Linked DNA regions of Homo sapiens: region 2 is linked to region 1. A link is an interaction called in ENCODE POLR2A ChIA-PET data of the cell type or tissue named here. Cell type or tissue: OCI-LY7. All regions are shown on one strand. Links, peaks and the distances in the headings refer to the core of each region. The heading gives the core; the rest is flanking DNA. Region 1 overlaps PDGFDDN (PDGFD downstream neighbor). Region 2 has its middle 23 kb from the start of MIR4693.

Evidence for each region. ChIA-PET counts read pairs that join two places held together with the same protein. Peaks named below come from ENCODE experiments on the same cell type or tissue, not always from the same donor. Only the 100,000 strongest peaks of a DNase experiment are listed, where the experiment ranks them.
Region 2: POLR2A ChIA-PET joins it to region 1 with 6 read pairs; 4 of 35 experiments call an interaction of 5 or more read pairs at or near these places.

The regions. Positions count from the first base shown.
Region 1 is chr11:103,883,171-103,890,392 of GRCh38, reverse strand. The region is part of intron 3 of PDGFDDN (PDGFD downstream neighbor); the gene reads left to right. Among named protein-coding and RNA genes, the nearest start is that of PDGFDDN, 20 kb to the left of the region's middle. In OCI-LY7, for the core only: no CTCF peak of the experiment used is centred there; a DNase peak (open chromatin) is centred at 3,252; H3K4me3 peaks cover 1,088 bases; H3K27ac peaks cover 1,152 bases.
Region 2 is chr11:103,823,373-103,830,594 of GRCh38, reverse strand. No RefSeq gene overlaps it. Among named protein-coding and RNA genes, the nearest start is that of MIR4693, 23 kb to the left of the region's middle. In OCI-LY7, for the core only: no CTCF peak of the experiment used is centred there; no DNase peak of the experiment used is centred there.

The sequences.
Region 1 (7,222 bases), core at 1,236-5,235:
TTCTGGAAGCTGGAAAGTCCAAGATTAAGGTACCAATTTAGTTCCTGGTAGGAGGCTTCTTTCTGATTTACAGATAAATGCCTTCTTGCTGTTTCCTCACATGGCAAAAATAGAGATTATCTCTTCCTTGTCTCTCCTTATAAGGGCACTAATCCCATTTATGAGAGCCCCACCCTCGTGACCTAATTACCTCCAAAAGGCCCCACCTCCTAATACCATCACATTGAGTATTGGGCTTCAACATATGAATTTGGGGGAGACACAGTCATTCAGTCCATGACACCTTATAAGAGACATGAGAAAGATGATCTCTCCCCCTCTGCCATGTGAGGACACAGCAAAGAAGCATCCTTCTACCAACTAGGACAAGAGCCCTCACTAGACACCAAATCAACTAGCACATTCATCATGGACTTCCCAGTCTCCAGAACCATGAGAAATAAATGTTTCCTGTTTAAGTCACCCAATTGATGGTATTCTGTTATAGTAGCCAAAACTGACTAAGACATGCCCCAAGTCAGGCTTTGGACAGCAACACTTCTGTTTATGTGGCCAAATAGGAATCCAGGGCTCTCATAGACTGAAAGAAATCATCTTACTTTCTATAGACTGAAGATGGTAAAATGTGTGAGAAGAATACTACAGACTAAACAAAACAAAAACTTATTTTGGAGGGGTTGGGATGGAAGAAAGGATGTAGGAGAGCCTCAATGCTGCCTTTAAACTGAGCAGGGCTAACAAGTACTATATGACACCTGTCATTTACCAGATTTCCCTCTGATGACTTTTCCAACCTGCCCACAAATCTTAGTCAGAGTAAATAGATGTTGGTAAAAACAGTGAACACAACTAGAAATGTGGAAAAGGAAAAACACATTCCTATCCCTGCTGGCCCCATCCCAGGGAACTAGAGGCATGCAGTTTTTAAGAAACAAGGAAAATTTATCCCATTTCCCCAACAGTATAGATTGACAGCCCCAAGATCTCCACAATAGTGCTTTTTCGTTTAAGGCACCTGAAAGAAGACATTGCAGTACATACCTCTGTGAACAGGAGCCAAAAGCATTCAAGACTAGTAATTCTCACCATGGTTCCAAGCAATAAAAGCTAACATGTATTGAGTATGTGCTAGGAGCTAAGTACTTCATATCATCAATTCATTTAACCTTAATACAAACCTTATTATTTTACTGTGCCCATTTTAAAGATGAGGAAAATAGGAAACAAAAATTTTAAGTCACAAAACTAAAAAAACTCAAAGCTAGAAACCCAGGATGTCTGGTTTCAGGGTGTACTCCTCTAACTACTGTGCTAGACTATGGCGTAGGTCTTTGAGAAGAGGTCATTCCTCTGGTATCTGTTGCTTGCTTGGGGAATATGTAGAATTAGATTTAATACAGTAGAATGCAGACCAAAACTGAGAGTCATGAATGATGTTCATGCAGCCACAGTTTGTGCTCTTGTTCTGATGTGTAGTCTGGCTCACACACAATACTCCATTTCATGTCTTCCAATGTCCAGCTGAATGTCACTAACTCACAAAGTCTTCTTTGTCCTCTCTGCCCTCACCTTCTGGATTGATCTTTCATTTGTGCTGTCATAGCATTCTCTAAAAACCTTTACTTCCTACAGCATTCATGACATGGCATCCTTAGTATCCATTCACTTATGTGACTCACTGTGCTCTGTTCCTTCTAAGGTAGAGATCTTATCTTTCTTATCTTTGAATTCCTGATGCCTAATACAGTGTGTGACAAATAATAGGTTCCTAAGCAACTGCATTAATTAAGCAATCAATTAAATGCCCTAAAAATCCTTGTCTGTCTTGGCACTTGAGTCACTAGGATTGTATTTCACTAACTGGACACTTTATCTAGATGTCCATAAGAAGAATAAACGCAGGGGAATTTTTTCTTTCCTACCTGGAAGTTGGAGGACAAAAAGGCACAACTTATTTCAACTATGATAATGTGATTCACCACTGATCGTGACTGCTTGTAACTAATGTCTTTATTTGCTGCTGGAGTATAAGCTCTCTGAAGGTAGAAGTCTCAATTTTTTCTTGGTCAATGCTGTGTCTCAAGGCCTGAGGCAGTGACTGGCACACCTTGTGTGGAGTGCAGAATAACTCTTAACTAAGAGTCAGAGACCTAGGTTTACATCTTGACCCTGCTTCCAACTTTCCACAAAACCTTGAGAAAACCTTACTCATTCTGGCCTCAGTTTTCTTCCCTTCAAAGTAACAGTCAAGATCAAGAAAATTGTACTTTTCATTTTTTTTGAAGATGTAGACATTGCATGGCTCTAAAGCTATACATTCATGAAGCAGGTGGTTGTGGTGGAATGGTCAAAAATACTCCCTGGTCACTGAGCAATGACCATTGTCAGTGAGATGTAGCCCCTGCTGATTGTACTGTCACTCCAGCTGTCTTTGGAGGTAAATATTAACAGTATACTCATTGGAGAGCAGAGCTGGTGGCAGTAACTGGCTTAGGATTACACAGATGATGGTGACCCATTGACAGGGGAACACTTTAAATTAGATTATCTGTAGAGACCTTTCCAGTTCTCAATATCTCTGAATCTATAATGTATGCAACTGAAATGAGAGATAAAAACAGATTGGAGGTAACTAGAATCCAACCACTGAAATGTTACTTCAAATGGTGATGAGTGAATATGATGCTATTTCTACTTGTTCCAAACTCTCATTTTTCATTTGAAGTCACTCTAAGCTTGGGACAAAGGGAAAAATCCCTACTTCTCTTGTTTGTCTATCATAGATACAATTTACACAAAACTCGAAAAGTACAGGGACACCTGAGCCTTTTCTTTTATTCTGCCTAAAACTTCAAGCTCAGAAAGGCTGAGGCTGGAAAAGCATTCTGGGATTGATATGCAAATGAGAACACCAGGCTTCACACTTGGCAGCTTCATATTCCTGTGAAGTGGAATTTTTTTGCTTTGAAAGCAGTGTTGAAAGATTGCAAGAGGTGTATGTGTGATGTCAACTATTTGTATTCCACTCATGTTTTCTGAAAAGACTCAGGTCTTGAAGACCCGTAACGTGTAGAATAACCATAGCCAAAATTTTCATCAGCTTCATTTCCAGCTGCTCAGCGGTGCAGCTGATATGCAACCTCTGAATGCAGCAGCAGTCATTGAGTTCCTTCCACAGAGCGCTGGAGATAAAACAGCTGCAATGCTCTCCCACTTCTCACACTCCCAGGAGAGGGGAAAGCCATAGAGAAGTGACAAACCAGTCACGAGCTAGTGAACACTAACACACAGCTGCAAATTCTGCAGCCTAAGCAGCATCTGGTGCTATCTTTCATAAGGAGATTGTTGTTTTCATAAACTGAATACTGTTCTCTGAGCATCATGGATAGAAATGTAGGTAAGAAATTTTCGGATAGTGCTTTATTTAGGGCATATTTCCTTAAGTCCCCATACTTTGTAAATATAGTACAAAACCTAAAATATACAACTGCTTTGGAAAAAAGGCAGGTTCAAGTGATAATAGAGAAATATAACTGTAGCCAGGGTCATTATAAAATTTTAATTTGTGTATTAACTGTAGGAAGCTTTGAGATGCCTATTTGTGTTCCAGGCAGCCAATGTGTACATATTTCTTGCAACCTGTGGGGAGCAGGTGAAAAGGAATGTGGTACTTTGCTGCATCTGACCACAGATGCTAAAGAGGTGAAGGACTCTCTACTACCATACCAGGGCACAGCATCCTGGTGATGAGGGGCCAGTCTAGAGTGTTATAACATGTGGCATAATGTAGGCTTGATTTTCTAAAGAAATTATGGAGGCTTAGGAGAATTTCATTATTTTAAAGCTGTATGGTACTGCAGCTCTCCCTGAGAACTCCTTGGAGACACTGCTTTTGAGAGCATAAGACTGCAGTCTAATTGCAAATGGGTCTATTTGTTGAGGAGAGACCTTCTAGGACCAGATGGTAAATGTGAATATTGGGAACTATTTTGAAATGTAAGTGAGCCCTGGGGCTGTGATGGAACAGCCAGTAGGAGAGGGTAGCAAGAGCCATTCAAGGAGACAAGTTTAAGATATTAGTGGGTATCCAAGGTGATAAAGAACACTTCCAGAACATCCAGACCCCATCTGCCTAAGGGATTTCCAGAGAGAGCTCCACGCCAAGAGGATCCCATTCTTAAAGGGAAGATGCATACCCACTCTTCTTGATCAGGAGCACTCTGGAGGAGGGGAGCAGTTCTGCTACCAGAAAAAGGAAGATAGTGACCAGGAGGGCTGGAGATCCAAGAACTTTAGGAAGTGGTAAGGGATGTGAATAACAGCCCCATGAAATTCATCGAGGGGGAGGGGTTGAAGAAGTTGATGAATATCAGAAAGATTTGGAGGTAGACTAATGAGTCCTTTTTATGTTGTTGAAGTAGATATTTTAAAACAGATGAGACTTTAGAAGGTGTTTCAATAATTGTTGATGAATCCTATGCTTGCTCTCATCTAATCATACACACACAAACATTATTTGACAATGACAAGCACGAGGTCTGGACATAGTCATTTGCTTCCCCCAACCAGTGTAAACTGCTACCCAAAGTAATTTATTCCTATGAACAAAGCCCGAACAAGGTTTAACACAGACCTGCACTGGGAAAACCTTACTCGTGACCAGGAGTATGCATCAGTCAATGAATTAAAGTATCGTGGTCTCTTACTATTTGCCAAATACAGAAGTTAATATGTCGAGTACACAGAACTGCTCTTGAAGCCTTTATAATTTTGTTGGTATAGATCAGTGACTCTCAACACTGGTTCTACATGAGAATCACCTAAGTCATTTTGAAAAACACAGTATTTGTCCCAGAAATTCTGATTGAATTAGTTCAGTGAAGGGCCTATATATCTGTATTTGTGAAGTTCCTCAGGAAATTCTGGCATGCAGCTCTGTTTGAAAACCATTGACATAGTTCATCTCCTAATTAGTCTCTCACTCTACAATTTCCTCCGTACTCTGCCATCAGAGGATTTTTCTCTTCAAATCACACCAAAGTTCCGTGTTTAAAATCTTTAATAGCTTCCTACCACATGGCAAAATAAATTTAAATTCTAACCTGGCATTCAAGGACCTTAGAAATGTACTCCCAATCTAGCTTTTCAGTTTTGTATTTTATCATATTCCATGAAGCTATAGAATTCAACTTAATAAATCAGTTCTTGCAAACAGCATGAGCTTCTTGATGCCTCAGCAATTGTTCCACACTCTTCTTCTGAAGTGCCCTTCTTCTACTTCAGTCGTTGGCAAAGCACAATCATCTTCCAAGTCTCCGCTGTAACATCAATTTCCCCAACCTTTCAGCAATGTAATGACTGCATTGTCTCTGCTCCCTTAATGCCATGTATATACCAAAATCAATCTTGTATTGGATCATATGACAGAAGCGATGCTAAATGGTCAGCACATTCTGTTTTATCATTTTTTTTTTCTGGACACACAAGAAGAGTATAGTTTCTACCTTCCTTTATTGCTATGTTAGGGTTGTGTACTGTCTTCTGTCCAATAGAGTGTAAATGGAAGGGATGAAAGCTATCCCCAAACATAGCCCTTGAGAATATCCCTGTGTATCTCCTATTCTTTCTTCCCTTACTGTGAAATCCTGAGATCAGTTATAAATTCCTTATGTTTAGGGACTGTGCCTTAGTCATCTTTGCATTTTTAGGAACCAGTAAACTGTCTAATTCATATAGCAGATGCTCAATGAACATTTATTAATTGATGCCAATATCTAGTAAAAGAAAAATAACTGCAATTAGGAGTTTATAAACAAAGCTGAAAGCTGATTACTGCTGGCAAGGCAGGACACAGGCCAATAAACAGAGAATGCAATAGACCAAAAAACAGAAAACTGTATCAAAAAGGTCAGTGTATCCTTTGGGAATATAGCTGGCATACTGAAGAGGTCAACATGGCATTTGTCTTCAGAGCAAGCTAACAGGCTATGGAATAGTTTTATAATAATGGTCATGATTGACAATATAATTCCTTGCATATGCTTAGTGTAATATACTGTATGTTTTCAAAATATGTTACCTATTATCTAATTTGATCTAGAAAACAATACAGATAGTTGGAGCAGGTATTATGATATCTATTTCAGGTAATGAAATTGAAGTACAATGAGATTAAGTACTTGCTAGAGGTCACATCTTAAGTAGTGGCTAAGTTAGACCTTAGTTTTCCTAATGAGAAACCCAAAGCCCTTCCCCCTGGGCAGTAGGCTGTCTGCTTCTATACACTACCTTATGACTTGGACCTGTCATCTCTCTGTCATCCATGTGCTACATGGCGTTTTCAGTCATCAACAGTAAAAGCTTAGAAAGATATTCACCAGCAGCTGCTTCAGTTTTACTGATTAAATTCCTAAGCCTCTTACTGTTTTTGCAATGGCCCTCACCTCTGAGGTTAGTGGAAATGGCCAGGTTGACAGAGAACTAGGGAATCCAGACTGAAAAAGAACTCTGAACAGCAGGCATAGTGCAAGACAATAAATAGTTGTAGCTTCAAGGACTTACTGGCATAGGACAATAAGAAACAAAGGATTTTATTTATATGAGAGTTTTTGTAAGCCTATAAAACAAAGAGGCTAAGTTGAAAATTCCATGAGGCTAGATTTACCATGTAGAAGACTGGCCTGGTCAGCATCTCCAGCAGCCAATGGGAGAAGGTGAGATCATGTTAAGGATGAATGAGACAAGGTTACGGGTTCACTACCTTCATCTCACATATGATCTTAGAGACAGGGCCCACTTCATGAGGATGAAGAATTCTGGTCAACCCAGGAACCTAACGGAGGAGCAGCTCAAGCCTATCCTTTGACTAGGGCAGTATATTTCATTTGAAGAGACTGCCCAACATTAGCAAAATCAGCAGAGTTGTCTTCAGCTAGGGTGCTGCAACATGCATATTTGCATTCCAAGTGATTATTTTTGTTCTTTCCTCTCTGGGGCTGCCTGTACTTTGGTTTAGTACCTAATACATTAAACATTGAAAAATATTACAATAGTGAGGCTGCCTGCCTGTAAAAACTGCCTGGTCTTCAAATTCTTCTACAATTTATTAGGTAAAGCAGCATTGTAATAATAACATTAGTTATTATGTACTACAATATTACTATGTATTACAATATTACTATGTACCAACTAAATTGTATTTAATATCTACCACTTGCAAGTT
Region 2 (7,222 bases), core at 1,498-5,497, 60 kb after region 1:
TCCCATCTCTCAACACTGTTGCATTGGAGGCTAAATTCCCAGCCCATAAACTTTCAGGAACACATTCAAATCATAGCATTTCACCCTTTGCCCCTCAAATGTATGTTCTTCTCATATGTGAAATATATTAATTCCATCCCAATAGCCCCAATAAAGTCATAAGTTGTTCCAACATCAACTGTAAAGTCCAAAGTCCAGATTCTCATCAAAATCAGATTGAGTGAGACTCAAGGCATGATCTATGCTGAGGCAAATTCCCCTCCAGCTATGAGCACATGAAACCAAAACAAGTACATGCTTCCAAAATACAGTGAGATAGACAAAAGATAGACATTCCCATTCCAAAAGGATGAAACAGGCAAAAAGAAAGAAGTAGCTGGTCGCAAGTAAGTCCAAAATCCAAGAGTGAAAACAGTAATAAATGTTAAGATTCCAGTATAATCTCTTTTGACTCCATGTCTCACCTCCTAGGCACACTGGGGCAGGGACTAGATACCCAGTGCCTCAGGGAGCCCTGCTCCTTTGGCTTTGCTGGGCTCAGTTCACCCAGCAGCTCTCACAGGTCTCATGCCTACAGCTTTCCCAGACTGGAATTGCATGCAGGTGGCTCAACAGTTCTGAGGTCTTGCGGGGGCTGCCCCACTCCCATGGCCCTGCTAGACATTACCTATAGGCACTCTCTGCAGGGGCTTCTCTCCTGTGGCCTTGCTGGGCACTGCCCTAGTAGCAGCTTACTGTGGTGGCTCTGTTCCTGTGACAAGTTTCTGCCTGGGCCCCTGGCTGTTCAATACATCCTTTGAAATCCAGTGGAGGTCACCATGGCCTCACAGCTCGTGCACTCTGTCTGCAGACTTGACGTGCACTGGAGCATCATGTGGATGCCGCCAAAGCTTACTGTTTGCACCCTTTGGAGCTGTGGCATGAGATGCACCTGGCATGCTTGAGCTATGGCTGGGACAGCCAAGGAGCACTGCACTGGGATGCAGAAAGCAGAGTCTTGAGGTGGCCCCAGGCAGCAAATACTGAGGTCCCATGTGTACTTCTCTGAAAACCTTGCTCTCAAGGACCTAGCTTGCCTTGATCACTGAAATGTCTTTGGGGTAATTTTCTCCATTGTCTTGATTAATACAGCCTGGATTTATTCTATCCATATTAATCTCTTTACCAAATGGTCACTTGGGCACACCCTTTGTATTTGCCCCTTAACATACTTTTTTATTCTGTACATGACCAAGCTGAAAGCTTTCCAAATCTTTCTGTTCTGCTTTGCTTTTAATTATAAATTTCTCTGTTAAATAATTTCTCTTTTCTCTTATGTTACTGTAGTGGCCAAAAGAAGCCATGTAGCACCTTGAATGCTTTGCTGCTTTGATACTTATTCTGCCAGATATCTTAGTTCATTCCTCTTAAGTTCTGCCATCCACAAAGTCCTGGAACCTGGACACAATTCTGCCAAGTTTTTTGCAACTGTATAATAAAGATGGCCTTTATTCCAGATTTCACTCCCTTGTTCCTCAGTTCCGTCTGAGAACTTATCAAAATAGCTTTCAGTTTCCATATTTCTACCAACATTTTGATCACAACCACTTAAGTAATCCCTACAAAGGTTTAGGCTCTCGCTACAGCTCTTTTCTCCTTCTGGGCCCTCACTAGAATTGCTCTTAATGTTCCGTGGCAATATAAGCTTTTTCTTTCCTGAGTGTACAGAATTTTCCAGCTTCTACCTATCACCCAGTTCCAAAGCCACTTGCACATTTTCAAGTGTTTGTTCCAGCAATAGCCTCACTTCTCAACACTAATTTTTTTAGTGTGTTTTGTGCTGCTATAACAGAATATTTGAGACTGGATAACTTATAATGAACAGAAATTTATTTGACACATGGTTCTAACTTTAAGGGGCTGCATTTGGTGAGGGCCTTTGTGCTGTGTCATCACATGGTGAAAGGAGGAAGGAGAAAAGAGCTGCAGATAGGGAGAGGAAGCAGGGCAAACTCATCCTTTTATCGGGAACCCACTCCCGTGATAACTGATCCACTCCTGAATAATAGCATTAATCTATTAATTAGAGCAAAGCCCTTATGTCCTAACTACCTCTTAAAGGCCTCACCTCTCTACACTATTGCATTGGGGATTAAGTTTCCAACACATGAACTTTAGGAGACACATCCAACCTCTTACCCTTGTGTGTGTTTTTTTCACCTTTTCTGTGCTCTTCTGATTTAGATGTGCTTTTTAGAAAGAGCACATGGTAAGACGTAGTTTCTTTTGTCCAGCCTAACCAAGTTTTATCGTTCACCTGGAGAATTTATTACATTTTATTTATAAATACAGATTTTTAAAAAATTCATAGATGTCCTTATATTTGTGCTTATTAACCTTTTAAAAATATTTTCAGGAATTTTTCCTTTCTTGTTCTTTTGGTATTATTGAGCTGTTTGTTTGCTTTACCTCCTTAATTATGTATAGTTTGAGTATTACTCTATTTCTCTGTCTTAATGTTTATGCTAAAATATTTAGACAAATTTTTTTTTTTTGAGACAGGATCTTGCTCTATTGCCCAGGGTGGAATGCAGTGGTGCGATTTCAGGTCACTCTGCCTCCTGGGCTCAAGCGATCCACTCATATCAGCCTCCCGAGCAGCTGAGACTACAGGCATGTGTTACCATGCCTGGCTAACTTTTCGTACTTTTTTTTTTTTTTTTTTTTTTTTATAGAGACAGAATCTCACCATGTTGCCCAGGCTGGTCTCAAACTCCTGGACTCAAGTGATCCATCTGCCTTGGCCTCCCAAAGTGCTGGGATTACAGGCATGAGCCACTGTACCTGGTCTTTAAATGCACATTTAATTTTACAAGCTCTAAAGTTAATCAATACTTTTATGCTCCTCCTGTACACAAAAACGACCTTAGATTGCTTTAACTTCTATTATTCTCCTTCTACCTTGAATATTATTGTTATCTAATATTTTAGTTATGTTTTAGTTTTATCTCTGCAAAGCAAACGTTATTACTATTATTTTTGCACAGTTCACGTTTGTTTTGATTTAGCACATACTTGCCTTTTTATACTCCCTCCTCCTTTTTTAAAAATCTCAGACCTTGCTTGTGGACTTTCCCACCCACACAAACGTTCACATCTGCACAAATAACACTACTATCTTCCTTTAAAATTCAGTGGACTGTTGAACCCTTTGAAAGCCCATATGTAGGTCACACATTAAGAGCTCCTGACCTAACTAAAACTATCTTTAATATCATGATTTTTGGCATCTTACATATAAAGGATAGACTTTTTTGTCCACAAAGCTGTCGTCTGTAGAAATGGCCAATGAAAAATTCAGTGGGTGGATCAAATTGTTGCTCCACAGCACTGGCCCCTCCAAAGGAGATTTTCTGTCTGGGAAGACCCACCAACAGAACATTGGACACGACCACAGGGCAGGATAAGTCCTAAATGATTCCTCTGCACTGCCAGGAGCTGTTCTTTCCCATTCCTGCCCTTGGCCATTGGCAGCACTTGAATATCAGTTTGAAACAAAGTTAATGATTTCTGAGTTTCAGTTATACAACTTAAACATGATCTTGTGGATACAAACTTGTAGGACTAGGGAGGCAGCCTCTAGCTATAAGCAGCCTCTTGTTTTTTGCTTATTAGATTATTCAAGCTGTCCTGTGTCTTGCTAGAATGTTGGAGTTCATGGCCCATGCCTAAATCTTGATCAGCAGAAGCTACATGCAAAAAGATACTATATAAACATTAATGGAAAACAGGGAAGTTCAGTATCCTAAGAGAACACTCACATGCACCAAATGGCTACAGAATATTTTTCCAAAGCAAGAACAGCCTTGCACCTAACCTTATAACTGAGACAAACAGGATAAAGAACATGGGAGGAAGCTTCAAGAAGCAAACACAAGATATTGTATTGTACAAGAAATCTTTGGGAGTCCCAAAGATTTTTATGTATTTATTTGTTTATGCTCAAGCCACTAAAGTACTTACCTGAGTATGAAGATCTTGATTCTATTAGCACTTCTGATGATAGCAGAGTAGTGGACAGGGGGCAGCTTTGTGGTGTTCTGGTGATGATTGTACAGTGTCTTGGTATTAGTCATGAGGTGTGCCGAAAAAAAACTATAGATTTTGGAATCACATTAGCCTAGGTTCAAATGCTGGTTCTAATACTTCTTGGCTTTGCAAATGCTAGTGATTGCTTTAGCCTCTCTCAGCCTCGGCTTCCCAATTTGTCAGTGGGGAACAAACATATCTACCATGCAGACTTGTGAGGATTAGCTATAATGAAAGCAAAGGACTTTCAACCCCTACTCTATGGCAACTTCTCAGTAAAAGGTAGCAATTGTCATTATGTAACACTCATCCCATTAATAACTATTGCTTCATAATTTTCAGATTTATAAAAATTGTTTTTTACTTCCTCCACTCACCTCATAAATGGGCTGTAAAGGTAATTGTAGATGTATAAATGAGCTTGAGCACTTTGGTGAAATTTCAGACAATTCCTTTTAACAGAGTTCTTTAAGAATCCAGACAAAAACATGAAAATTCAAGTTCGTTACTAATAGATGAGTGGTTATTTTTAAATAATAATTTATTTCACTCAAACTTTAAAATACTACCAAATTTGACTATTTCTTTGATAATTTTTCCTCATATTTTGACATATATGGTATCTAGCTCTCCTCACAGCATTTTCAGTCCAAGTCCATAACTGGAAAAATGAAACACCTAAGGGAAGAATCTTATGAAATAATTGGCATCTTTTACATTTTGAGACTCTGTATTTGACTGTATCAGGGAATTACCTGCACTCCATGCTTTTCCTCGCTTCTGCTCGCAGCAGTTCTGAAGGGCTTAGGCTGAAGTCCATGTCCCTCTGTACAATTGCTATCCTTTTGCTGCAGGTATGTGCCCTGCTATCTAAGGTTTTGTGTTTGCATTTCCTCTCAGTTGAGTGCTCCAACCTATTCCCTTCAGCTGTTATGGTCAGGCTTAGTTTCTGAGATCAAATGAAAGGGACATTCTAGCCAAATAAATTCTATCCTGACCTTTCTACTCTTTACCCTGGTGCATATAGCTAGGAAATTCTAAAACCTTATAATTCCTATCATCCTTCCTCTTCAAGGCTGAGAACACAGCCAATTCTAACTAGCCAGCAGTCTGCCTCCTGTTCCCCTCAACCACTCCCTGACCTGTTCTCCTTCTGCAGAGACAAAGACATCTCTTACAGAAGGCACACCCAGCTTCAAATCATACTACCTCAAATTTTACTTTCAAAGTAGAATAAAATAAAATAAAAATAAAGAGAAAAAGAACCCAAGCTTATTTTTCTCTACCTTTCTATCATGTTTATTGATAAAACCAAGAAATGGGATCTAAAACCTAACAGACATTCAATAAATATTTATTATATGAATAAATAAACAGTGTAAGGTATGGGATGAAGTAAATTTTCTAAACCCTGACCATGATGGGTTCTGCGCAATGGCTAGTTTCGCATCCATTCCAACAACATTCTGTGGCGTCTTTCCAAATTGTAGAGGCTGGAAAGCTGAAAGCTGCATATCTCAGATTTCCCTGCTGCTGGTGTTCTAGATCTGGTTAAGGTTCTACCAACTTGATGCACTTGTATGAGATTTGGATTTGAAACTGAATTGAGTGGGGAGAGGAGCAGAGCATAAGGCATTCATTCTGTTGTAAATTGTGAGAAACAGTGCAAACTGGTTAGTGATTTCCTAATGTGATGGCTTGCTGAAAGCTCAGGTGGAAGCTTCCCTACCACTGGTAGAAATTCCTGGACTCTCAGGGTAGAGCTTTCTTCCACAACCTTTCCAGTGATTTTGTAAGTCACTCAACACATGATAATATCTCTATTTGGAAATAAACTGTTGTCTTCAGCCTAACTCTGCTCTAGCAGACACATCAAAGTTTATGACCTCTTTGATCTCCTTTTATTATTTAATCCCAATTTAAAATTTTTCTTGTGTAATATTATCTGGAACTTTTTTATTGTATTGGACTTAGAAAAATAAACACTTGGATATTTCCATTCACTCAGCCAATTTTTGTAATCAATATTTCTCCAGAGTCCAATAGACTCTTGGTACAACAAATAACACCTTGACATGAATACATGTATTTCATTATTTCACTATTCCAACCTGCTTGATGTAGAACTTTGAACCTCCTCCCCCTGCCATCCAAATCGAAACTTTCTCTAGTTTCTTTGTCTGTATTGTAAATCCACAGATGTTTCCTCTACCTGGTCATAAACAATTTTTTTGTGTTTTTCTAGTATGCAGTTTTTACTGATAGCCTCTGTCTTCCATGCTACTTGAGAATAACATCTATCATATGACTACTGCTTTCTACATGAGAATACTGATTCCTGACAAGGCAGGGGTTTCATGCACTTCCACAGCCAAAAGTTCAACTGACTGTACAATGCTGTATGATCCCTTGGTTATCACACTGTCTGAACAATACTGCTCCAAGAATAAAAGGAAGAATACATGTATTAGTTCGTTCTCATGCTGCAATGAAGAAATACCCAAGGCTGGGGAATTTATAAAGACAAGAGATTTCATTAACTCACAATTCCACTGTGCTGTGAGGGCTGCAGGAGACTTGCAATAATGAAAGAAGGCAAAAGAGAAGCAGGCACTTTCTTCACAGGGTGGCAGGACAGAGTGAGTGTAGCAGGGGAAATGCCAGTTATAAAACCATCAGATTTCTTGAGACTCACTCATTATCACAAGAACAGCATGGGGGAAACCACCCCATGATACAGTTACCTCCACCTGGTCCCACCCTTGACACGTGAGGATCATGGGGAGTATAATTCAAGGTGAGATTTGGGTAGGGACACAGAGCCAAACTATATTAATACCCTTCTTCCATAATCTATCACATGATTTGCAACCAAAGCGAAATGACTTATGCCCAAATCTCAGTATAATCAGAAAACGGCTCCCTTCACTGTATAAGGCTGAAATTTATGCATGATGTTTAGCGGGTGATACGGTTTGTCTGTTTCCCCACCCAAATCTCACATTGTAGCTCCCATAATTCCTATGTGTCATGGGAAGTACCCGGTGGGAGGTAACTGAATCATGAAGGCGGGTCTGTCCTGTGCTGTTCTCATGATAATGAATACGTCTCATGAGATCTGATAGTTTTATAAAGGGAGTTCCCTTGCACATCT